Regions from separate parts of the Mus musculus genome. Here region 1 is linked to region 2. The links are chromatin loops, found by intact Hi-C in ENCODE. Cell type or tissue: heart. All regions are shown on one strand.

Region 1 (8,000 bases), 96 kb before region 2:
TTCCGAGATTTGGCCCAAAAGAAACAATTTTAAGGCCAATCTTTGGAGAACTCTAACAAAAGCCCATGGAAAACAGAAAAGAACGGTCCAGATCATACCTCGGAAGGAAAGAGGCACAGACAGGATTGTAGTGCTGAAGAGACAGGGTGGCACTGTCAGGTTTTACAAAACAGTCCTCTATCATCCATTCCCACCAGTCTAGGGACAATGACAGTTTGCTTCTTGAATCATTACCAGAGCCTTAAGACCATTGGAATTTTCCTCTTGGGACCACAAAATCCTTTCTTCCCACAAAACCTCATTGAGGTCCATCTAACAAATGCATAATGCAAACAGAGAGCAGCCCTGGGGCGCTATAGTCCTGCATAGCCCCAAGGCCTGAAGTCACAGCCTTCACTTAATGCCTTCACTCTCGACCACCTAGTTATGGACCCCAGAACCCAAGACACGGTTCTGAGGTCTCCCACCGTCCCAAGACTGCCTCCCAGATGAGGTAAGCCCGAAACTCCTCCTGGAAACAGGGCTCCTTTTAAGGTTGTGACTTGGTGATGAGCCTGCCACACCCACATGGTCTGATGGAGCTGGGTGGATCGAGGGAACACTGCATTTTCCCCAGGTCAGGGAGTCTGACCTCATTAAGAGAATCTTAACAATAAGAAAGATCAAAGGAAAGGGAGGTCCAGACTCGGCCTGGTACAGCTTTCTGAGATGTGGTTTCAGGTGTCTCTACCTGAAGCTTCAGAGGGACCTGTTCTGCCAGCCTGCAGAGGTAAGGACCTGTCTCATCTCCTCGGGAAGCAAGCTCTGTCATCTGCTTCCATTTCAGCATCTAATATTATCAGCCTAGAGATGGTGGTCACAGCTGGCCAAAGAGGCCGCTTTTGGAATACTCCCATTCCGATTCCAAACAGCAAACAGGCTAGATGAGCAACAGGGTGTGTGGTGGGAGCTGGCGCAGCCGGGAAGGATTCTAGAGGCAGACAAGGGAAGCACATGTTCTTGCTTAGTTATTAGATGCCAAGCAGTGCCAGCCCTTCCTTCATCTACATAATTAAATTTGCTCCAGTTGGCAACCTTTTGCAGAGAGGGAAACCAAGGCTCCCAGTGAAGGCATTTGCAGAAGATCACACAGGAGTGCTGAGGGAGGAAACAAGAGCTCCGATGCTAAAAAAGCAACAGTTAAGGACTGATGGGGGTGGGACATGATTTACTAAAAGAAAGGACAACTTGGCTGGCACCAGTGCACTGGTCAAGCTACATCTGGTCCAAGTCACAAGATGGTACAACATTAGGATCTCCACAGATAGGCCAACCTCCATGTATTCTCTCCAGAGTCCCTGGTTCTCCAGGGCCTTGCTTAGAGTGCCCCGTGCCATCTGATGGAGCTGTCTCCGCTCCAGCCACAGGAGTGAAGAGGGATCAAGTCTACCTCATGATGAACAAGAAGAAACCCCACAGGGCAGCTCCACTGACTCCTAGCTGTCCCGGCCCCACCTGGAATTCTCAATTACATCTGGGGTCAGAAGAAGTCCAGGAAGGGGGCTCTCTAGAACCTGCATCCTAGGAGAAGCTGTTAGAAGACGGGCAGAGAAGAGGTGTTCAATTCCTCGAGGGACCGCCTCAGGGAGGCTGCAGAGTCCATGGCCAATAGGTAGCAAGAAGAAGCCCTGATCAAGACAGACTTCACAGAAAACTTCATGCTCAGCACTTGGGAGCCCAAAGCAGGAGGACCACGCATTTGAGTCCAGCCAGGGCAACATGGGAAGGCCCTGTGGAAGGAGGGATAAGACAGAAGGAGGGGGTGGGGGAGGGGGTAGGAAGGCAGGGAGGTCCTGATGACTGTAGATGAGACAGTAAGGCTGATGTGGCAGGTCACTGGAGAAAGGTGCACACTTGGCTCAGACCCCACAAGGCACTGTCCTTGTTTCTTTTTTTTTTCTTATTTTATTTTTATTAGATATTTTCTTTATATACATTTCAAATGCTATCCCGAAAGTCCCCTATACCCTACTGTCCTTGTTTCTAAGAGCATCTCCCGACACCAGAGCATCTCCCGACACCATGTCCCTAACGCTGGGATGCTGCTGCCTCACTGTCTCACTGCTCTCAGGAGACGACACTGAGTGGTTTGTTTTTATTTTTACATGAAGAAGACTTCAGGGAGAGTTGCAGGCTGTATTCTCCCTTGTCTGGAGCTTGCTCATCTCCTTCCTACATTCACAGCAAACTCACGTCTGCTACAGAAGTTTTCTCTGTGGGAGGAATAGCGTCTATATCCTCAGAAGCCACACCGACAGATGGGGCACAGAGGCTACATGAAGGATGTTTTCCTATCAGTAGACTCCCACGGCCAACAGATTATGGGATGTAGGGATCCAGACCCAGCATCCACACAGGGCCACAGAAAACCCCAAGAGCCTTTGACCTGGTGCTCATCTGGACCCAGAAGCAATGCCCTCCTCACTTAGAAGGCTTGCCTCTCTACAAACTCAAGGATGCTTTTGGAAGGAAGACATGTACTTTTGCCAATGTCCGATGAGTTTAGATGGCTGGAAGGAGAGAAAAGAAGGAGACTGTGCCCTAACCCATAGACTATAATCAGGCTTCTAAACACAGACAAGAGCTCAGGGCAAGTCACGGTCAAGGGTCAAGACACCTAATCCCAAGCTTAATGTTAGTTAGAGCCTGCATCCGGAAAGGATCATGCCTTTGCCCCCTTGGAACTAGAGGGAACCAGTTTTTCTGTCTTCTGGGAGTAGCAGCAATCCTGTCCTTACTGGTACATAATGGATGAGGGAGGGGCTGGCCCTTCGTGGATCCCTGGGGTGGGGACACTTGCCATTTATAAGACAGGGACAATGTGGACCACCTTTGCTATCCTCTCCACAGCAGAGTCTGGCCTGTTCCCCACAACCCCAGGGAAAGGGTTTTCTTAAGATCCTGGAGGGTAGACAGGGATGGGCTGGAGGCCCAGGGGCAAGGGGTGTGGGAGAGTGAAGACAGTAACCTCAGGAGACGCTGCGAGGCTTTTCTGAGTGAACACTTCCAAGCCTGCTGCTGTTCCAGGGACCAAGTCCTGCTGAGAAGTGTCGTGGATCCTCTGGGCCTGCAGGGGAGGCCCAGGCCAGAGGAAAAGGAGAGAGAGAGAGAGAGAGAGAGAGAGAGAGAGAGAGAGAGAGAGAGAGAGAGAGAGAGAGAGCGAGCAGGAGAGACACACATAGTCTGTAAATAGTCCAGCTTTGTAAGCCCCATATTAACATGTTAGTTCATAGGGTCAGTCAGGAAGGAGCCATTCTGAGGGAAAAGACAGATAACAACAGCAAGGCAATCCTGTGCCTTCTGGCCAGAACCCCATTCTCACTAACACTTGAGGGAGTTTAGAATACCATCATTAGACTCTGACTTCAAGCCTGCCGGAGGTGTCATGGCTCAGGCTATGATTCGAACTTATAGTGGGGGTCACAGTCATATTTTTTAAAAGTTGTCTTTGAGAAGCTGAGGAGATGCCATAATTAGTAAAATCCTCAGACAGGCAGGAGGATTTGGGTTCAGATCCCCAGAACCTATGAAAAAAAGCCAGGTGTGGTCCCAGCTCTGGGGAGGAGGTGCCAGGCAGATGCCCGGAGCTCACTGGCCAGCCAGCCTAGTTGAATCAGTGAGCTCCGAGTTCCATGAGAGGCTTATCTCAAAAAATAAAGTAGAGGAGCTGGTGAGATGGCTCAATGGGTGACAGTGCTGTTGCCAAGCCTGAAAGCCAAAGTTCAATCCCCAGGGCCCCAGGGACGAAGGAGAGACTCTGCAAAGTTGTCCTCTGACCGCCATACATACCCCACACAGACACATGCATGCACACATACACACACACACATACATACATACATACACATACACACACAAACATACATACATACCCCACACAGACACATGCACTGCATGCATACACACACACACATACACACATACACACACTGTAGATAAACACATACATATACATACACACACAAACATACATACATACACACACTGTAGATAAACACATACATATACATACACACACAAACATACATACATACACACACTGTAGATAAACACACACATAAATAAAGATGATTTTAAAAATGGTAGAGAGTGACTAAGGAAGATGCCCCCCCCACAGAGGTGTGCCTAGTAATGCACACACACACACCACTACCCCCCTACACACACAGAGGTGTGCACAGTGCTACACACATCCACACCACCACCACCACCCCTTAATTGGCTTTCAAACTACCTGGGTTTGACCAATGGGAACAGTTCAAGTTCCTGCTGCTTTTCCCCTTGGCTTGGGTGGGACCCAGCAAGCTTAGAGATGTCTCTGGGAGTTCTGGTGGCATGTCCTTGCAGGGTCCTCTAGAGAGCCATATTGGGCCAGGGATCCAGTCACCTTCAGCAGTGTCCCATAACTGTCAACACTTCTTAGGGGACACTGAACTCCCACCTTCATTGTTCAGTTAGCCTTGCCAATGACCTCCCAATGGGATGACACTCTGGTCCCCTTTAAGATCACCTATGCAACGAGACTCACAGAGGTAACATCACCTACCGGAGGACAGAGTGAAGTTCTTGTCTATGACTCCTCCCTATTTTGCAAATCCTCAAGAACCCATAAATGCCAAGGCCCTAAAAGCCAGCTCTAAATGGTCCATAACTCCAAGGTGGGCTCCTGTACTCCTCATGAGTACCGACTACAGTTTTCAGGGCTAAGGAGGTGGTGGCTGGAACCGGTCCCTCTGTCAGCAGTTCCAGTTGTCACCAGCAGGTGGGGCACACCCCTTAACTCTGGTCCTAGCTCACCAACATTCATTCTGCCCATTCTTTCTCTGCGGGCATCTCACCCTTTGGGTAGCTTCTCCATCACACTTCAGTTGCATCCAGGCCAAGACCTAGCCCGTCTCAGGAATGTTAGAAGTCACCCTGTCCAAGTCTTTCCCGAGGGAATGAGCGGTCTAGAGGAGAGTGCTGTGCACCAGTCTGAGTCTTGGTTGTGCTGGGACCTCAGAAGCCCTCAGAAAAGGGGCTGGTCTAATCTACAGCCTGGGGACCATGTGCATCCTGGGTAACTACAAATGTCAATCAAGACATGCATATTTGACAACACGGTGTCATAATGTTTAAGTCTGTCACCTCTGCTAGTAGGTGCAGAAACTTGCCTCCTTTCTAGAGTATCAGGCTTCAAGGCCCCCAAAGCAACCCTGACTGTGTGATATTGATATTGGCAGCTATGGAATCCCAGCTGGGTTAGTTTTATGCCTCACAAGAAAGCTCTCTGTTATCTGGTGAGCTCAGACCATGGCGGGTACCAGTTCAATCAAACGCTCTATGAACTAAATCATGACTGCATCACCAATTTTCAAAGCACTGGAGAGAAAGCAGGTACACAGCTGGCTCTTCGCCCGCTCTGCACACGATCTGGCCTTGCCTCAAGCCAGCTGTGAATTAAAGACAAGCAAGCACAATGACTCATGGAACACAGCAAACGCATCTTTCGTGCCGAGTTGGTCTTTGTCTCTCTGGATCTCAGTAAAAGGCAGTCTTTAAACAGAGGGTTCCCAGCGTCCTTCCAGCTTTGATTTGGAGTTCTGCAAGGCACAGTCCTGGGACTCCATAAGGAAGACCAAGTTTTCCATATCAGGCAACACAGTGGCCATGCGGTCCCTCTCCGGGCATTATTTCATCTGACCTTTGTAAACATCCTTATTCACCTAACAGGGCCTTGGAGAGATTAAGTAACAAGCTCAGAGCCCTCAGCCCTCAGGTAATGGAACCAGGAGCTTAAGTCTAGAACACGATCAATCTGGTGAGCGGTGAGCGGCAGCTTGAGCGAGAAGACGAATACATTGAAATGGGTAAATCCTGCCAGGATTCCACAAGTGCCGATACAATAACTTGGGGTATAGATATGGGATTTCCCCAAAGCCTGTCTTCATCTTTCTCAATTAAGAAAATAGCCCCCTGATTTCCACCCTGGAGGCAGGACACACAGGGTCCTGAGACAGTCTCAGGAGCGTTGGGTTTGTGCAGTGGACTTACCACCTTGGTGAGACTTGAGGATCCTCCCAAGAGGGACCGTGTTCTCCCTGCACTCTCACATAAGCCCCCAAGGGTCTGGCTCCTGGGTAGAGCTTCCAGGATTCTTAAAGTTGAATTTGCAAGAGACTTGCCTGGGGCACTTGTTTAAAAGGCTGGTTCCCTGGAACTCTGATTCAGTGGGTCCCACAGGGGGTCTCGGAGTTTCTAGCAAGCACCCTTTCCCCAGTTTCCTTTGCTTGACTGAAGGGGAACACAAACAAGCTACCATGCATTTTTTGGAGTTTTTCATGTTTTAAGATGGTCCATGGGACTCAGGGGTTAGTGGGTTTGACTTTCTCAGCCTAACCTGCCTCCCCATCCCTCATGTCTGTAAGCAACTAGGAGACACATTATTTGTGTGGAGGATAAATGTAAATATGTACTTAGCCCCTGCCCCACCCAACTCTGTGTCTCTTTACTCACAGTCCCATCAAGGGCCACAGCATGGTACCTACCTCACTGGCTTTTTCCGGGGTGCCCTTGGGGGAGGGGGAGGCAGGCGACGAGGGCAGCCTGCGCTCCCGATCCCAGTCTCGATCCCGGTGGATCAGTTTGCTGTTGGGCTCCTTCAGGGTCCTCTTGAGTTCATTGATGCTGGCCTGGTGCTTCAACAAGACATCCTCTGGCTTGTCCAGGAACTAGGCATGAGAGAAGAGGGAGAGGTATAAGATGACCTACTGTGGGCAGAAGACACAGGAAGACTGGGATCACCACCCTCCACTACCCCTCCCTACACTGTCCCCCTCATAACAGTCCCAGGAGTCAAGGAAGCAAAGACAATGAACTCCACGGGGTGTCCTGACCAGGGGCATGGGGTGACTGGATGGTGTCGTGCCCTCTCTTCCCCTGCCTCCCTTACCCAAGAACATTCAACTCCACGGAGCCCTCAAGTCTCGGTGAGCACCCATTGTGTTCTGAGCACAGACAGAGTCAGGCACAGACTTTCCTGTTTATGATCCAGGCACAGCAGGCTGTGTGTTCCAAGGTGAGACGTCCCTGCTCTGTTCACTGAGCCGCACTGGCTCGCTGGCTTCCCGGAACCCTCTTGAATCGTGGCTCCTACCTCTGGTCAAGACTAGGATCACTTAATAGTGTGCTCAGTCTGGGCTCCCTTGAGCCCCCATCCAACCGCTCAGGCTCCATGGAGGCATGGGAGAAAAAAGTGCCTAAGCTGGATCACTTAGAAAACTGGGCCCCGTTCCCTTACTCAGGACCAGAGAAAGATCGTGCAGCACTGCCTGCCGTGAGCTGCTGCCTTCTCTATCCCAGAACCTTTCGGATGCCTTCTGAGTACTGACTCTCTAAGAGTAGGAGAAGTCAGACACCGTCAGAGAGACCAGGAAGCTAGGGTGGAAGTGAAGCTTTTGTGGGGGCGAGAAACCTGAGACTAGGAAGAAGAGAGGTGAGTTTCAAGGCCTAGCACACGAAGAAGTCAGGTAGAGCTGGAGTGCCCGGTGTGTACGAGTTCATGCCAGTGTTACAGATGGAGCAGTGTGCTTGGGCCCTGGGAGGATGAGCCACAGACAGCTGCCCATGCTGGCCATCTGCTTGGGACATCATCTGGGACAGAGAGAAGTGGGCGGGGAGCCTAGGGGCTATCTGTAAGGCTATTTGAGAGGAGCCACCTGGGAGATAATCTTGCTCTTGGGTAAGGCTGGAATCTTCCCTTGGACTCAGCTCTGGCATCTAAGAATCTCTATAGTTGCTTTCAAACCTTCTCAGGAAGAAAGCCAATCCAACCGAGGCTTCTGCCACCCCCCCCCCAGGCACCTGCTTGGACCTCGGCCCTCTCTCCCTCCCTCCCTCCCTCCCTCCCTCCCTCCCACCCTCCCTCCCTCCCTCTCTCTCGGGCTAAGCTGGCCACAGACAGTGTCCGTCGGAGAGGTCAA
Region 2 (8,000 bases):
GTTCTCTGCACAGATGCATAGGGCCCTAGGAGGTCACAAGAGAGGCTATGTCTCCTAAGAGCTTTCCCCTGCTTTCCCCAGGCAGAGACATCACAGCTGAGGGCACACAGTGAGAGCCAAGTCTACAGCCAGGAGATGCAGGAGTGTAAAAGATGGCCTGCCTAAACCAATCCATGTCCTGCTTGGATTGGTACACCATCAAAGCTTGAGGAGACACTTGAGAAAGGACAGCACTTAGCATCATGTCCTATCTTAAATGTGTTTACTTAAAAAAAATGTACATGGTGCTTTGCCTGCATGTGTGAGGGAGTCAGATCCCCTGGAACAGGAGTTACAGACAGCTGTGAGTCACAGACAGTTGTGAGGTGCTGTGTGGGTGCTGGGAACCGAACCTGGGTCCTCTGGAAGAGCAGCCAGTGCTCTTAATCTTGGAGCCATCTCTCCAGCCACTTGTCTCCTACTTGAGACATTAATTCATGTGACAGGCTTATGGAACACAAATCAGAAGGCAGAAACGCTGCTGCTGGATACCAGGATGATGAACAAGCAATCCCTGCCCAGATGGCATTCACAGCCTAGATGAGGGAGACAATCAAGCAACTCACAAGTTCAAGTCTAATTCCACACGCTTACAAGCCCTAGGAGAGACCGGAGCTCTAGGGATGGATGAAGGGAAATACTTGCCTAACCTAGGATGTTGGCAAAGCCCTGCCCCCTCCCCCAAAAGACACAGTCATGTGAAAGTCTGAGGAAGCAGGGGATGAGGTGCTAAACGGAGGGGCCTGCAGGCACAAATTCCAAAGTCAAGTGGGCAAGGACTGGATTGTACCTGCCTTCTTGTCAATCAAGGTAAGGGTTGAGGAAAATGAGCTTAGAGAAGAAGCTACGGGGTAAGAGTTTGCTTTGGTCAGCAAAGGAGTTATCTGTCTAAGACCACAAGAAAGACCTGGGGCTTGAAGCCAGAACCCCTACCAAATAAGGTAGGCTTTGGGGCTACTTCAGGGACATGTATGGCAGGTTGCAAAAAAGAAGGGATATCCTCTTGTTTCAATCTAGCACTTCCTGGCTTCTCTAGAGGGTTGTAGAACAGGTCAAAATAATTTGCATTTGTTAAAACATAGATTGCTAAACCCCATCTCCAGATTTTTGCATTGTGTATGTCTACCAGAAGGCTCCAAATTTGCATTTCTAGTAAACCGGTAACCTTGCTGCAGATGGTAAGATGGACCACACTGAGAACTGGTGGTCTGGGTGCTATTGAGGAAGGTAGGGAGGTATGGCCAGGATCTCTGGGGGCAAGAAGTCTGAATTCCTGGCTAGCAAGATGTCTCATTGGGTAAAGCCATTTCCTACCAAGCCCGATGTCCTGAGTTCAATCCCTGACTCTTACAAGTTATTCTCTGATGGTCACATGCATATCAAATATAACATTTTTTAAAGAACAGTGAATTCCTAAATCTTGGTAATAAGACAGGTCTAGAGCTTTGAGCCAAAGTCCAACCTGCCTCAAAGACACGACACTGAGCTTCCTAGCCGCCTAAACAGAGAAACTGAGGCATGGGAAGGTCAGGGTCTTGACGAGAAAAGCAGCTTAATAAAAATAAACACAAAAGGAGACACCCACCACCACCAGATTTCAGCGCCAGTGAGCTGCCAGGGCAGCGGCTCTCTTGAGGTGTGTATTCAGGGAGAGAGATAAGAATCCCAGCTTCCCCTGCCTCGGCGGCCTCTGCCAGAAAAGCAGCTGGGGAGTTGCAGAAATCTGCCTTGGGGGGCGCCCCTCCCACTCCTGCACTGTCCACTCCCGTTTACACTCCCTGCACTCTCCCTCTCCACTCCAAAGCCCGCACCCTTATCCTTGTACACAAGCCAACCAGCAAGGAGTGAAGTTAGAGAGAAGAGCCAGGAGAAGGAAGGCTGGGCTTGCACGTCCTCCTTCCTTCCCTCTGTAAGATTCTCAGCCTCTCTAGATCCTTGTCAAACCTAGTCTACCTACATTTCAGTACCAGTATCTGAACCCGGCAGACAGTGACTAAATCCGCAAACTTCCCTGTAATCTTGTTTTTCAAATATAGGGGGCTTTCTATTCTGTTCCAGTTAGCAGCAAAATGGCACTTCTCTTACTGTCCCCATCCTGGCTCGCCAATACACAAACAGCTTACACACTCATAAAAAAAAAAAACAAACCAGATATACCAGAACTTATCAAAACAAATGCACATATACATCCAGAGATATTTTGTTTATTCTTCATCAGTAAAATGTACAAATGCACCTAAATGCACAAGAAATATACAGGGAGAATGCACACACTCACCCAGACTAGACATGCATGCAGTGCCCAAAACATGGGGGAAGAGATACAGAAACACATCTCTCTCAAAGTATGAAGACCTTCTGAGAGGGGATTCCTTGGAGTGGGGCGCTGGCCATTTAAGATAGTGATCAGTTTTACTAGTCTTTGTAGGGTACCTAGGCTGCTGCCCTTCCGAACAGTGTCCAGGGTGAGGGTGGAGGGTACCTAACCAGGCTGGGCTGTAGCTGGCCAGGGTGATGGTCGTTACACAGCAAGGAAACATATCACAGAACCCCGCTGAGGGGCCTCTGTTGCTTCTACCCACACCCATGCCTGCGCACAGACACACCCTCTTCACACCTAATCCCCCACCCCACCCCTCACAAACACACACCCGGGATTTGAGCAGGCCACGCCCTCTGCTTCAGCTCAGCTGGGAGCCAGGCTCCACTGGCAGTAGGGCTCTCCCGTACCCCGGGTGTGGCTGCCCACCTGCCAGCAGGGAGTCTCCACTCAGCTAAGACGCCCCCGCCGCTGCTGCTACCCACTTCCTCGGCCAGTGCCGGGCTCCGGGCGACGCCAGCGCCTCGGCTGCCGCCCCCACCCCCTTCCTCCCGGCAGTGCGGAGACAAAGCCGAGCACACGCACACAGGGGCTACGCGGGTGCACACCCGCCCTCACACGCGCACACACACGGGGAGTCACACTGGCGTGCACACAGCGAAACACACACACACGAACACTCACATACACCCGCCATAGGCTTCAGCCACAAGCGAAGCCATCATCAGCATAGGCACACTGCCTCATCCAGATGTACACACTGTTACACATTGGGACACACCCTCTCTAGGCACATCTCCGGATAAGCAAACCAGGGCACACAGACCCTTACCAGATTAGTACACCACCCAGCCCCTTACTCAGATGCACACGCACGTACACACCACTTGCACCGACCCACAGACACACGCGCGTTCACATTAAACGCACACCCGGAGATGTGGACCCCGACACGTACCCGCAAAGACACGAATCGTAGCTTCGGCCACGCACGTCCTCCAGCACGCGAGCTCGGGACGTAGCAACAGCCTGCTCGGTCTCCGCGCCCTGCTAACCTGGCGGCGGCGGCGCGGCTTCCGGGAGCCGTCTGTCTGTCTGTCTCTGAGTCCCTTCGTCCAGTGGCCGCCCAGGCAGGCTCCAAGACGCTCCGGAGCTGCGCAGAAATGCCCCGCTCGCTCTCTCGCTCGCTCGCTCGTTCGCTCCCTCCCACGGCGCTCAGCCCCCTCCCCGCCCGCTCCGCACACCCCCTCTCCCCCTCTGCCCCGCCCCGCCAGCTCCCTGGGAGGAGGCGGCGGCGATCCGGGCCAGGCAGCGTCCGAAGGGTGTGCGAGTAGCGAGCGCGACCCACTGGCCCCAAGAGCCGAGCTGCCCAGGAGCAGGCGCGTCCGATCCCAGGGAGGGGAACTCGGAGGGGTGTGCGCCCCGCGAGCCCGCGCCGCTGGCTTCCCCCACGTGGGACAGACGCCCACCAGAGCCTAGGCAGAGCTCAGAGGCCGAGGCGAGCAGCGGGACCACGAAGACGAGACTCTCCACGGAGCCTCCTCTCCCTCCAGGTCCCAGCCCCGTGGGCTCGGCCTTACTCCACCTCCTAGAGAGTCGCCACCGGCACCAAGTCTGCTTCACCTCGCCTTTGACTGAGAGCTTGGCGTTCAGGCCGGTAGCCTGGGCTAACCTGGGGGACCAGCAGCACCACTGGCCTCCACTCCCTCCAGCAGGGACCTGGCCGACGCCCACTACCCTTCAGCCTCCCTCCTATTGTTCGGGCGGCCTAAGCTGCGGAGCTGTGGAGGACCACGCAGCTCTTTCCAACCAGTCTGAGGTGGCAGTCCTTTGGCACTCTTTGGAAGCAAGGGCCGAGCCCCTGGTCCCAAGACCCTGGGGACCCACAGGCCCAAGCATGCCCAAAGTCAAGCGTTTCTCTGAATTATGATTATATCCGCCCTGGACCTTACAGGCTCCTGCCGGAAGGTACTGCTTTGAACACACACGTAAAGCTAAGCATAGGAAAAGGACAAAGTAACGAAAACAGTGAACCTAGAATAGTATCCATAGAAGGTAGGGCGTCTATGGGGTTAGCTGAAGAAACTGAGCTTGGGTTCCCAGAGCAAGGGCCAGACCTCAGAAGGCCAGGAATACCAAGCCTCCTTTGTTAGACTTTGAAGGGAAGAAAAGGAAGAAGTAAATGTAAGAACTTACCGGGTTTTATTAGAGGCCTCTGCATGGGTAACAACCTAGGCAAATGACTCCAAAATGTAAACACCTTCACCTCTTGTGACCTTACCTTATCTTAAGTGGTAGCTGGGATCCACCTGAGTCTGCCCCAGGTAGCACAGAATCAAAGGCTAGGCCAGTAATTCTGGTTCTTCACTGCGGTCCCATCTCCTCCTCCCCACCCCCACCACTCTGCTACAGGATGCTAAGAGCAGATTGGAATCAAACAGCTGAATAGATAAATCCAGAAGGGGAGGCCTGGTTTGGACCTCCAGGGACATTGATAAACTGAGAGGACAAAACTAAGGAAACCAAGGCCCTACCTAAGACAGGACTCAGCAGTGCTCACTCAGCCGCTCCACTGCATGGAAGAAATACTTCCATGTCTCATTTCATCTGTACAGTTGCAACAGACGGTAGCCGTGAGCACAAAGTCACTAAGGAGCTTGGAAAGGGGCAGAGGCAGGATCCTGGACGTTGATTTTGAACTCCCATATTTAGCCATCAGGCCAGCCCTGAATGTGAGGTGGCAGTAATTGACCTACTCCAGTCAGCACCCACCATGACAGGATTCTGTTTATGGGTGTTTTCTGTCTCCATGTAGTTTCCTGATACCAAGCACAGACCCTGATTCGGAGACCTAATTTGTTAAACAACTATCTCATGGCATGGGCATGGCTCCGATGCCCTCTGCTCTGGGGCGAGGGACTGTTATCACTGGTTTTAGATGAAGCGGAGGAAATCTGAACTGCTAATCAGATCTGCTGCTGTCAGGAGGAGATAGAGACAGAGAGGAAGAGACAGCGAGAGACAGAGGGGCAGAGAGAACACTGTGGAAACCAGAATAAGTTTCCAGAAGATCTCGACAGGCTTGAAGACTGAGCTGGAACTTACAGAAGGAGCTGCCGTGCAGAATAAGTGTAAGGTATGATCCGGCGAGAAATTTCTATGATCCTACTGTCTGCAGCCACCGGCTACCTGTGGCTACTGCGCAGTTAGGATGTGACCGGTGCACTGAGAAACTTCACACCTAATTTTATGTTCTTTACAGTTAACAGTCACGTGGGGGGCTGGTAACAAGAGTGAGTGTCTCCTTGATATCATCATGCTCAAAACGTGGTCTAGAAGAATCTAGATTAAGAGCAGTTTCCATGAAAATAGATTCAAGATTTTTACTTGACCTTGAGCTCAATAATGCAATGTGGTGTGGCAAGAGGGTGAATACATTCTGTCAACCAAAACTAGAGCTGCAAGCAGCTTCTCCGGTTGCCCTAGAGAGATCCCAGCTGGACCACAGGACTCAACTCTAGACCCCACGTCTGAGAGAGACACTCACACTGAAGCATATCTGAAGGAGGGGACCAGAATGCTGAGGACTTGAGCATCACGTGACATGTGTAAGTGGTCTGGAGAAGGGTGTGGTGGCTGTCTCCAGCCATCTGCAGGCTGTCACCCAAAAAGGAAATGTGATCTGTTCCCTATTACTGTATTTATGTCTACTAAGCAAGACAACATCATCTGTGTGCGTGAACCCTTAGGTCTCCTCTGAAGGATCCACGTGGAACAGATCTGCTGGTTCCCCTCAGCCCCTAGTCCACCCAAGACCTGGCTCATATGAAACATGATTATAGATTCTATGGTAGAATGAATTTGAAGGAATTACATTTAACTCCAGTTGGGTAGACCTTCAGGAGAATGAGTCCATAAAGAACTCTCTAGAGCTGGGGGTGTAGCTCAGTGGGTAGAACACTTGTCTTGCGTGGAGGGAAGCCTTCAGTTCCATTCTCCAGCAGTGAGAAGAGAGAAAAGAAAAACAAATAAGCAAAAACCTTCTCTAATGTTTGGAGTTGCCCCAAATCAGACTGGTCACTTTGACCAACTTCCTGTCAATAACTACTCAAGGAGAGACCATATCTTCAGTGAGAGGCACAATCAGGAACCAGATGACAACCCCTCAAGGTGACAGCAAGCCAGTCCTAATAGGAGGGAAAAGTCAAGATCAAGGCCATGCTGCTAGACCATCATGTGGTGTGGTCTGTGCTGCCCTGGATAGACCACAACTGGATCCATCACAGGACTCACCTCTACAGGAGCTACACATTCTGATGGGGACACTGTCACACTGGAACAAGTTCATAAGGAGAGATCAGAGTCAGGTGCGATCAGTTGGAAGACTGCAGTGGTCCAAGAAATTGGGACTAGGAACCCAAGGACTTGAAAGGAGACCTGGGCTAGAGTAGGACCCCTGGGTTCTAATCCTGCCTCTGCCATTAGTTTATGGTTTGCCTGTGGTGAGTGCCTTCTTTCAGAGTTCAGTATTTCCATGTGTGGCATGCAGAGTGATCTCCAGGCCTCTCCTAACTTTGGCTCCTTTGAATGGGAGACAGAATGGAAGGTTCCTGGGATAGTGTATAAGAGAAAACTTGTACAACTTTCAAAATAACAGTGGTCTCCTTACTTACTGTTGTTATCATTATTTCAAAGAAGCAGCAATAGGATTTTGGTGACTTAATGGGGAGTCCAGAGAAGAGAAGAGGAGCTGACAAGTCTATTGAGATGAGGAACAAGGGCCCCTGAACTTTTGGAATGGTCAGCGAACATTGCCCTTCCCCCCAGGTCTTTAAAGGCAAATTGTGCTGTGTGCCCTGTCACCTCCTGGACAGCTTCCTCATTCCTTTGAACCACACCCCACACTTGGCTGAAAGAATCTACCAGTTCTAAGACATTTGAGTCTGATGCTCTGTTTTCCTTTCATTTCTGGGGATTGAACCCCTGGGTCTTGCTCCTTCAAAGCACACAATCTACCACTGAACTGCACCCCAGGCTGGTCCACCACCTTTCACCAATGAATCCTGGGTTTTTCCCTTATATAACCAGCATCATTATCCTGTTTGGAAATAACCAACATTATTGAAGCCTTGGTACATGCTAGGCATCTCCATAATTTTCTCATCCTGGGAGATAGCTCTAATTATCATCTCCATTTTATAGACGAGGACACTGTGGCGTGGCTTGTAGAAATTCCAAATCTTCCTGCAGCCATTTGGTCTATCGGGGAGGTTCCAGCACAGGTTCTTGTGTCTTCCTGAAGACACCCAGCACTTTACTGTGTGTTTTGAAAGTAACTAAGGAGAAGAACAAGACCACTGCTATTGCTAGTTCTCAGCAGGAAAAACAGATGCCCAGAGGTTCAGTTCAGCCACTCGGACTAGTTAATTAAGCTTCCAAGGGGCCGTGAGGGGACATACCTCTTCCCAGCTCTTGATTCTGCACTTCCGAGGACCCCTCTTCCTCCTAGGAGGAAACTGTCCAGCCCACCTAAGGGAAGGACTTCCGGTGTTCTTCCTGGGGGAGAGGAAAGACTTCTAGAAGGTTGGAAGTTATTTGTGTCTTTCTTCTCCCACATCAGACACCCCAATCCAGGGCCTGG

The links. A loop is a pair of places that touch in the nucleus more often than their neighbours do. Peaks named below come from ENCODE experiments on the same cell type or tissue, not always from the same donor. Only the 100,000 strongest peaks of a DNase experiment are listed, where the experiment ranks them.
Region 1: a loop joins it to region 2, with 2.3 times the contacts of the local background. A loop is called at or near these places in 2 of 42 quality-filtered maps.

Annotation. Positions count from the first base shown.
Region 1 is chr2:156,512,777-156,520,776 of GRCm38, reverse strand. Epb41l1 (erythrocyte membrane protein band 4.1 like 1) reads right to left here. Exons shown (of 25, transcript NM_001368800.1): 15 at 6,567-6,749. Among named protein-coding and RNA genes, the nearest start is that of Gm33977, 18 kb to the right of the region's middle. In heart, a CTCF peak has its summit at 4,789; a DNase peak (open chromatin) is centred at 4,806; H3K27me3 peaks cover 380 bases.
Region 2 is chr2:156,416,617-156,424,616 of GRCm38, reverse strand. It overlaps Epb41l1 (erythrocyte membrane protein band 4.1 like 1), which reads right to left and starts at 3,526. Exons shown (of 25, transcript NM_001368800.1): 1 at 3,318-3,526. In heart, a CTCF peak has its summit at 3,705; DNase peaks (open chromatin) are centred at 1,756, 2,646, 3,676 and 5,996; H3K4me3 peaks cover 2,520 bases; H3K27ac peaks cover 2,237 bases; H3K27me3 peaks cover 4,617 bases.